2 separate regions of the Homo sapiens genome follow, and region 1 is linked to region 2. A link is a contact called in ENCODE Hi-C or POLR2A ChIA-PET data. All regions are on one chromosome and are shown on one strand. Each heading gives the region's core, a stretch centred on a gene start or an enhancer-like site at or near the end of the contact. The rest is flanking DNA. Distances are from core to core; before and after follow the strand shown.

The links. Hi-C counts contacts between places; a loop is a spot of excess contacts on that map. ChIA-PET counts read pairs that join two places held with the same protein, here RNA polymerase II (POLR2A). Pooled maps may share reads with other maps.
Region 1: a loop to region 2 is called in a map of naive thymus-derived CD4-positive, alpha-beta T cell, with 15 times the contacts of the local background. The contact joins the promoter of FAM13B here to the promoter of PAIP2 in region 2. A Hi-C loop is called at or near these places in 1 of 168 maps with a recorded cell type or tissue (naive thymus-derived CD4-positive, alpha-beta T cell) and 7 of 50 pooled maps. POLR2A ChIA-PET finds 5 or more read pairs at or near these places in 1 of 52 experiments (A673).

The regions. Positions count from the first base shown.
Region 1 is chr5:138,030,314-138,034,728 of GRCh38, forward strand. FAM13B (family with sequence similarity 13 member B) reads right to left here and starts at 2,766. Exons shown (of 24, transcript NM_001385994.1): 1 at 2,469-2,766. FAM13B-AS1 (FAM13B antisense RNA 1) reads left to right here and starts at 2,461. Exons shown (of 2, transcript NR_037900.2): 1 at 2,461-2,639. LOC124901077 (a long non-coding RNA gene) reads left to right here and starts at 2,826. Exons shown (of 2, transcript XR_007058952.1): 1 at 2,826-2,938; 2 at 3,182-4,360. RefSeq lists enhancers at 79-580, 1,795-1,854, 1,955-2,838 and silencers at 2,345-2,414, 2,425-2,474.
Region 2 is chr5:139,339,487-139,344,532 of GRCh38, forward strand. PAIP2 (poly(A) binding protein interacting protein 2) reads left to right here and starts at 2,368. Exons shown (of 4, transcript NM_016480.5): 1 at 2,368-2,494.

The DNA.
Region 1 (4,415 bases), core at 1,516-4,015, 1.3 Mb before region 2:
ACAGCTCACTGCAGCCTCAAACTCCTGGGCTCAAGCAATCCTCCCACCTCAGCTCCCTGAGCAGCTGGGACAACAGGAGCATGCCACCATGCCTGGCTTTTTTTTTTTTTTTTTCTGTAAAGAGAGTCTCCCTATGTTGCCCAGGCTGGCCTCAAACTCCTAAGCTCAACTGATCCTCCAGCCTTAGCCTCCCAAAGTGCTGGGATTACAGGCGTGAGCCTGGCTTACCACAAGTTTTATTACATATTCATTTTGTGTTTGTTTAATGTCTGTTTCTACCAACAGAGTATAAGCTCTCCAAAGTCCACCAGTGGGTTTTTAAAAAAATACATTTATTAAGGTATAATTTACACACTAAAATTTGCACTTCAGCCTGGGCAACAAGAATGAAACTCCGTCCCCCCCCCCCAAAAAAAAAAATTGAACGTAAGGCTGGGCAAGGTGGCAAGGTGGCTCACACCTGTAATCCCAGCACTTTGGGAGGCAGAAGCAGGCAGATCATCTGAGGTCAGGAGTTTGAGACCAGCCTGGGCAACATGGCAAAACCCCGTCTTACAAAAAATACAAAAATTAGTCAGGCGCAGTGGCAAGCACCGGTAGTCCTAGCTACTCGGGAGGCTAAGTCAGAAGAATCGTTAGAACCTGGGAGGCAGAGGTTGCAGTCAGCCGAGATTGCACCACTGCACTCCAGCCTGGGCGACAGTGATGCCCTGTCTCAAAAAAAAAAACAAAACAGTAATTTACACTATTATAGTCCCCAAATTTAAAATTTGAATACGATGATGGAGGAGCTATGCAGCGATGGATTGAGGTTATTCATAACTGATTATAAAAGCAGTTATTTTATTGGTGGGGAAACACTGACAAGTCAACAGATTCATTTCAGCCATTTTCTCTCCTAAAACAATGACATTCTAATAAAAAAAACTAACATTTACACCACCCAATGAATTATGCCACTGCAATATGCCCTTCTACATTTTCCAAGAACTTAAGCTGTGTCACACACGTGTCTAAATTAGTAATAAAATTAAACTGGAGAAACTATTACTCCAATTTTAAAAGCAGCACGGATTAAAAAAGTAAGAAGGGGGCAAGGCACGGTGACTCACGCCTGTAATCCCAGAACTCTGGGAGGCTGAGGCAGGCGGATCACTTGAGGTCAGTTCAAGACCAGCCTGGCCAACTTAGTGAAATCTGATCTCTACCAAAAATACAAAAATTAGTCAGGCGTGGTGGCGGGCGCCTGTAGTCCCAGCTACTCAGGAGGCTGAGGCAGGAGAATCGCTTGAATCCGGGAGGAGGAGGTTGCAGTGAACCGAGATCGCTCCACTGCACTCCAGCCTGTACGACAGAGCGAAACTGTCTCAAGGAAAAAAAAAAAAAAGTAAGAAGGCGCTCCCAATGGATATACAAATAATTATCAGTCCATTCAATTCCATCAACAAGCACTTAGTAAATGCACAGTACCTGTGAGAAAACCAGGCCAACAAGCATTTCAAGGTTACCAAAAAAGGAAGGTTGAAAATAGCCTCACACTAACCCAGCTCTAAAAAGACAAATAATTCAAAACCACCCTTTAATGTCTGTCTCTCTAAACAGGTGCACCCCAGTTAATGTTAATAGTCTGCATTACTACTGGTAATGATTCTGGCTACCATTTTAGATTATCAGATCCTTCAAAGTAAATGCCCAACTTTTTTCACTGATTAGAAGGCGAAACGGGGAACCAAATGAAATAATCCACCGTCTTTCTAAAAGTCAGTTTGATTTTAACTGATTACAAACAAAAAGGGCTTAACAGTTTCCCACTGCGCAAATGTGCCAACCGATTCCTACAACCTCATCTAGGAAACCAGGCGTGCCACGCGAACCCTAATGCTATACAAAGTGTCCCCCTCCAGCCTGGCCTATGCAGAGCGCATTCTAGACAAGGCCCCAGTGCACCAACAGCCCAATTTTGGCTATATTCTCTGAGCGATTTAAGGAAGTCCGCAACCACTCATCTCACGTGACCTTAAAAAGGGGCGCAGTTGAGCCCAGAATAAAACACACTCCTTTTTCTTCTACATCAACTTCACTGCCCAGCATGAAGGAAGTGGGCGGGGAAGAGGCGCAGCGCCAGCGGGCAGGAGAGGTCAGCAAAGAAACGTGGGGTGTCGCGCCATCTACTCTGGAGGGGCTGGAGGTGAGGGGCACGCCCGCTCAACTGCACTGCAGCCGCTGCAAATCCAAGGCTGCCACACCCCCCGGCAGCCAGGGACACGGCTTCATCTTCCTCTTTCTCCAGCGGAAAGGGGGCCCTCTCCACGGAACGCCCCACCTGCTAGAGTCCTCCACATCCCGAAACGCAACGCCCGAGAGCAGGCGCGGGTGGCAGGCGGCGCTGGGGGGCAACAGGAGGGGAAGGGCCGCGGCGACCTGCAACCCGCGCATGCGCAGATCCGGGTACCCGCCCGTTTACCTACCGTTGGAACCGCGATGCCCCGTTCCCTGGCCGCGGCCGCTTCTCCAGGACCCGCGGCGACGGCAAGAGGGCGAGAACTGAGGCCCCAAGTGGCTCCGCGGCCGAGAAGCCTCTTCCTGGGGCGGCCGCTGACGGGAGGTTAAAGCTACGGCTGTGGCGCGGGGCCAGCCCGGTAAGCGACCCCCCGGATACCCCCGGCGGTGGTGGCGACGCAGACGCGGAACAGGGGGAGAGAGTGGCGACAGAGGCGGCGGCTGAGGTGCAGAGCCTCCCTAACGGCGAGCGGGAGGAGAGCGGCTGGCGGGCGGAGGCCGGGCCGGACGTGACGTGCGTGGGAGGGGGCGGGGCAGGCCGCTGGTGGGGGCGGGGCGGCGAGGGTCCCCACCCCCACAGCATTCCGGGCAGCGGCCCTGTGTCCTGCAAGCTTGAGGACCGCGGTTCCTCTCCCACCAATTGGGGTCCTGAATTAGGGTGCGAGCAGCCAGGCGCCATCCCGGGGCGGGTTGTGGGGTCCTCGGTATGGGGAGGTTGGGAAACAGAGAGGACACTGGGGAGAGGAAAGATAAAGGGAAAATCCGGAACACAGAGATCGCTTCTGGTCTCTGCGGAGGAAGCCAGGCCCCCAGGGCGCCCATATCCAGGTGAGGAGCACAGAGACCTGAACCGAAAACCGCTGGGGGAGACCTAAGCGGTGACTTCGGTTCCCATTCCCAGAGATGTGAGTTAGATCCGGGACCACGGGGCTGCACCTGCGTCCTGCCCGCCCCCACCCTACCCCTTCACCTCAGGACCTGACCTAGACTCCAGAGAGAACAGTAAGGCTTCGGTGCCTTAGTCTGGGACTGTGGAAGTCGATAGGCTGCGGGCTTACAGGGAGCTTCGTATACTAAAATCAGCCAGCTGCGGAGGCAGAGCTGAAAGGAGGCAGAAAGAATGAGCTCTCTGAACTTGCATGGCTACCCAGACCATCCCTACAACTCCCTTGAACTCACAAGGGTATGAATATTCAGCCAATCTCTTCTTTGTTATAGTCTGTTAAGGGCTTTGAGATCTTCCATTTGGACTCCTTGACAGCCGGTAGATCAACACCTGCACAAAAAATAGCAGCCACCACAATTCAGTTGTCCCTTACCTACCTGAGCTGGAAGTTAGTAACTTGGAAAATGTAAAACAAGAACCCTCATAGAACTTGGGACAAGATTTGAAAAAAATAAAGTTACCCTATGAAATGATCTGTAAATGGGCTACAGAGGCCACAGTGTCTCCCACATTTCATCAGAGAGAGTAAACCATGTGTAACCTAAGTGTCACATACCCAGTTAATGCTGTCATAACCGAAGGGTGGGGTCCACAAAGAGTCTAAAACCAGAAGAATCTGAATAAGAATGTTCTATGAGGCTCCCAGGAACTCTGTCCAGGAACGAGGCAACTGATTCTAATGACCAGAACCAACACTTACTCTCAGGGCAGTTAAATCTTAATTCAGATTCACTCACTCATTCAACAGATACTTAGTGAATGCTTACTATGTTCTAGTCTCTTAAGATACGTCAGTAAATCCCTGCCTTCGTGGAGTTTATATCCTAGCAAACCTAAATTCTGGATCTCCGTTAAGAGCATACAAAGGCCCATACTCTGATTCCAAACTCAGCTAGTAGCCTTTCCATCATTCAGGGAGTCTCTCAAATAAATCTACATACCCAATAAGAAGGGATTGTCCAAGGCATATAACTAGGACTAGTTATACTAGCTGTACAGTTTTTGTCAATAAATTCATATCATGGTTTACAAATCGGACACTGTTCACTGGGTTGAATTGTTTTATCCGAATTAATTTCTCAGAGCCTATTTAAACTTGAGCGAAGTGAAATAAAAGTTTCCAAATCTGCCAAACAGGATCAACAGAGCCTGATTTCAGAGCAGCCCAGTGAAGATGCAGTCTGTGCAT
Region 2 (5,046 bases), core at 1,118-3,617:
AACTCTCAGTGCGATCTGGAAATTGAGATCTTAACCCCTTTGTGTGGGAAAAACAGCATTGGCCTTTGAGTGTTTCACATGATTTATCAAATATTTTTTATTACCATTATAACCAGTTAAGTGGCTTGTGTTACTAAATAACAAATTCAATTATCTCATGTTTACCTTTTTGTTTATTTGTTTGTTTTAAGACAGAGTCTCACTCTGTCACCCAGGCTGGAATGCAATGGCATGCTCTGGGCTCACCGCAACCTCCTCCTCCCGGGTTCAAGCGATTCTCCTGCCTCAGCCTCGCGGGTAGCTGAGACTACAGGCATGTGCCACCACATCCGGCTAATTTTTGTATTTTTATTAGAGATAGGGTTTCACCATGTTGGCCAGGCTGGTCTCAAACTCCTGACCTCATGATCTGCCCGCCTCAGCCTCCCAAAGTGCTGGGATTACAGGTGTGAGCCACCGCACCTGGCCTCATGCTTACCTTTTAAGAGAGTCTGGGTTAGGCCAGGCCCTGTGGCTCACGGCTGTAATCCCAGCACCTTGGGAAGCTGAAGCGGGCAGATCATTTGAGCCCAGGAGTTCAAGACCAGCCTGGGCAATATGGCAAAACCTCATTTCTACAAAAAATTCAAAAATTAGCCAGGCATGGTGGTACACACCTGTGGTCTCAGCTACTTTGCAAGCTGAGGTTTGAGGATTGCTTGAGCCAGGGAGGTTGCGGCTGTAGTGAACCGTGATCATGCCACTGCACTCCAGCCTGGGTGATGGAAGACTGTGTCTTAAAAAGAGAGTCTGAGTCATCTCAGACTATATAAATACCTATTTTGTTATGTTCAGACTTCCTTCAGCCTCAGATTGATAGCTTATCTTCACAGTTTAGAATATAGATCTGTAAGTGCTGCCAAGGTGGTTGACCCAGGAGCTAGGGCAGAACCATCTGCATTCATTTCTTTGGGGCTTTGGACTGGCCCAGAAGAGTATTCAGTGAATGAAATAGCTCTGAAGAGGAACAACCCGGTTTCTAAATTCAAGCCTTCCCATGGAGGGAATTTTTTGTCTTAGTAAATACTACAAGCATATAGTTTTTAAAAGATTCAAATTTTTCAGGAGAAAAGGATAGTTATTTGCACCCATTTCCTAGTCGGTCATTTGCCCTCTCCAAAGGGAAGAAATTAGTTTGTGTCCCTTTTTCAAAGATAGTATCTACACATTTGAACATCCAGATTTGTAAAACACATACTCTCGGCCGGGTGCGGTGGCTCACACCTGTAATCCTAGCACTTTGAGAGGCGGAGGCGGGTGGATCACGAGGTCAGGAGATCGAGACCATCCTGGCCAACACGGTGAAACCCCTATCTCTACTAAAAGTACAAAAATTGGCCGGGTGTGCTGGCGTGCGCCTGTAGTCCCAGCTACTTGGGAGGCTGTGGCAGGAGAATCTCTTGAACCCGGGAGGCGGAGGTTGCAGTGAGCCGAGATGGCGCCACTGCACTCCAGCCTGGGCAAGAGAGCCAGACTCCGCCTCAAAAAAACAAAACAAAACAAAAAAACAAAAACATACTCTCTTCTTTACATTGCTTAGTGTCACTAGAAATATATCTTGGGGCTTGTCAACGATGACAGGAAGGAAGCATGGGTAAGAATAACTATGGGGCCAGTGCACCCAGGATCACGGACTACAAAATTCTTGAACCCGGAGGTCACACTTTTCTATCCTGTGTGGACAGGGCATTTCCTCCTTTAGCCACAAAGAAGTTGCACATGTATTTGTATTTTGCGTTTGCATCCAGCTTCAAAAAGTGTGTTTTTGTGCCTGCACATGTCTGAGTGCGGATGTTTGCATATCATTTAGTACGCCTCTGTGATTTCCCTTAGTTTATTATTTTTCTGTGTCAGGATCTTGACGTGACTCGGTGCATGTCGCTGTTTGTGTGACATTGTGTATCATTCTTGGGGTGTGTATGGGTATGTGTGTGCTATGTCATTACCTAAATATTACGTTTTTGGGGGGGTGTGTGATGTCTGTGAAAGTCCACGCCTGTGTATCTTGTCAGGGTGCTCTTCAGTCCCCAGCTGCCTCACTCATTGCATATCATCATTCTCGGAAGATGGGCGGGTGTGGGAACAGTGGTACGCCCCCATTCCTGCCTTCCAGAGAGAACGTGCGACAGCGTTCCTGCTACACCCGGCAGCCGGCCGTAGGGGCGCGCTGGAAAGGCTGCTGCGCGTGCACACGTGTGCAGCCTTGGAGACAGACTTCGGGGTCGCGCGTTCTCGCGCGCGCTCTCTAGTGGCTTCGGAGGGCAGAGCTGACAGAACAAGAGGGCGGGGTTGGCGGCGACGGAAGTGAAGTCACTTCCGGGCTGGGGTGTTTGTTTGGACTGGAGAAGGGAGGCGGCGGGCGAAGCGCACGTCGAGCGGGGGAGCGGCGCTGCCTGTGGAGATCCGCGGAGGCCGACAGGATTCGTTGGCTGCCGTCCCCGCTGCTGTGCATTGGGTGAGGGGTCCTCTCGGGCAGAGTGGCGACAGGGGTGCGGAGGTCGAGGGACAGCAAGTCGGCGACGGCAGAGGGGCCTAAAGGGTTCCCTGGGTGGTTGGCCACCGAGTCCATTGCGGCCTCCGTTGTTCATTGCCTCTTTCCACCAAGTCTGAGGGATGAGCTTGGGCCGACTTCGTCTCTGTCTTCTCCGAGACATGGCCGTCGCTTTTTTTTCATTGTCATTATTAATGATTTGGATCTCGCAGCTCTCTATCCGGGTCCTCAGTGGCGCGAGGGTTGCCGGGATAGCACTTTCTCCTGTTCCTCATTCTCCCGGTCCTTTATCCCTCCGCCGGGTACCCTTTCCCCTGCCCCCCTCCCACCGCCTCGGCAACAAAGCTTATTGTTTCTACCCACTTTACGCCTGCGCGTCGCCACGCGCAGCCCCTACTTGCTGCGCGTGCGCGCCTCAGCCGAGGCTGGGGTTTGGGGAGAGAGGGGCGGAGGGACTGGCGGGCTCTTGGCGTCTTGGGGGAACGCTGCAACCGTCGACGGGCCTGATCAGAAGATCGTCTTTCTCCCGTTTCTTCGCCATCGCTACCCCTTATTTTTGGTTGTATTGCAGCTCATGCCCTGGAAAAAAGAACCTTTGGGGTACTGGGAACCCTTACCCTAGGAGGGCGTTGAGTTAGATGAACTTTAAGGTCCTCTTACCTTTTAATAATTTTCTGTGCTTACTCTCCTCCTTCCCCACCATCGCCACCAGAAATAAATAAGGCTTGTGGTGAACTTAGGTCTTCAAAACATTTGTTGCAGCAGCCAGCAGTGATATTTTTTAGGGACTCCTAAAAGGGGTCTTACCTGCTTCCTTTTGTTTCTTTTTTCCCTGATTTGGCACCCGTATCAACTCATAAAAACCCCAAACTCTAGAAAGAATTTGGCTTCCAATTTGCCTTGGAAGGTGTAGCAGCTGACAGCCTTTGACGTTTATTTCAACGGAAAGTAGATGTTCATGTTGGGTGTGCTGGCTAATGTTGAAACGTGGTGGCATTGTTTTTTCACAGATTTCATTAGCACAGTTAGATCAGGTGTTGGTTTATATTTTCATTAAGTCGCTTTTGAAATTTCTTCTGGCGTAGGTTGTGTTTGCAATAAGTAAAAGTTCTCTACAATAATTTTTAATGAGACTCCACTATTTGCTTTTGTGATTCTGTTTCCAGTTAGTGAAAGACAGGATATTTGGGGAAAATTAGTCTGTTTATACTACTTGTCAGTTGTGAACTTGAATAAAACTTTTTCACACACACACAAAATCACAGGATAGGTAACTTGACAAGAACTATAGAACCCACTTGTGTTTCTTTAAGGGATGGAGGTTAGGGAATGGAGATTTCCTCTAATGATTCAAGGCTGTGCACGTTGCTCCTTAGGAACTCAAATTGAGGTAGGTAATTTCACCCTCTTTTGGTCAGAATGAGTTTATAGCAGGCTTTTCCTTAAATAAGCACTCTGCACTTTATTCAGGTTTATCACTTTATGACTCTAGAGTGTGATGCTCCAGTTTTAGTGAAAAACTTGAACACTTAGCACAGCAATTTGGTTGATACTGTGGGAGATTAAAGAATGTGGAAGGCAAGACCTCTGCCCCCTTGTAATCTAATAACCTTTTGTGCTTTTAAAACATTTTCTTGTAATTTACATCCTATTGTCATTCATTATCATGAAACGTGAAATGGGCAGAGCAAGTTTTTTTTTTTTTTTTTTTTTGAGATGGAGTCTCACTCTGTCGCCAGGCTGGAGTGCTGGAGTGCAGTGGCGCAATTGGCTCACTGCAACCTCCGCCTCCCCGGGTTCAAGCGATTCTCCTGCCTCCGCCTCCCTAGTAGCTGGGACTACAGGCGCTTGCCACCACGCCGGCTAATTTTTTGTATTTTTAGTAGAGACAGGGTTTCACCGTGTTAGCCAGGATGGTCTCGATCTCCTGACTTTGTGATCCGCCCCCGTCGGCCTCCCAACAGAGCAAGTTTTATCTTGCCCATTTGGGAATTAAAGAAATAGAAGCCTGAAAGATTATTTTTATTTAGCAAATATTTATATAACAATAATGCCAGGCATTGTTCTCATTGCCTTTACAAATATTAACTAATTTGATCCACAACATAGCTAGAAGGTAGGCCCTACTGTAAAATGAAGATAACAAATGAGACGTGAAGTAACTTTCCCAATGTCACAGAGCTATGATAGTCGGAATTCAAATCCAGATAGTCCAGAGATTCTATGCTCTTAACCATTATGTGGTGCTGTGTGATTTAGTGACAGGTCTAGGGTACTTTAAGGTGGCTATGTAGCATAGCTGGGATTTGAACCTACGTCTTCTGACTGTGGTCTAAGATTAAAGTTGTCCAAGTCATTGCCTTTGTGATCTAGACCACCTGTTGCACAGGTGCATGAATAGTTTGCATTTGATATAGGCTAAGGTTCAGTTCCAAAAAACTCCCTTTTTTCTTAATTTTTTCATTGTTTAGAGTGGTGCTGTCCAATGATGTAGGTACTGTGTGTGGTTATGAGCA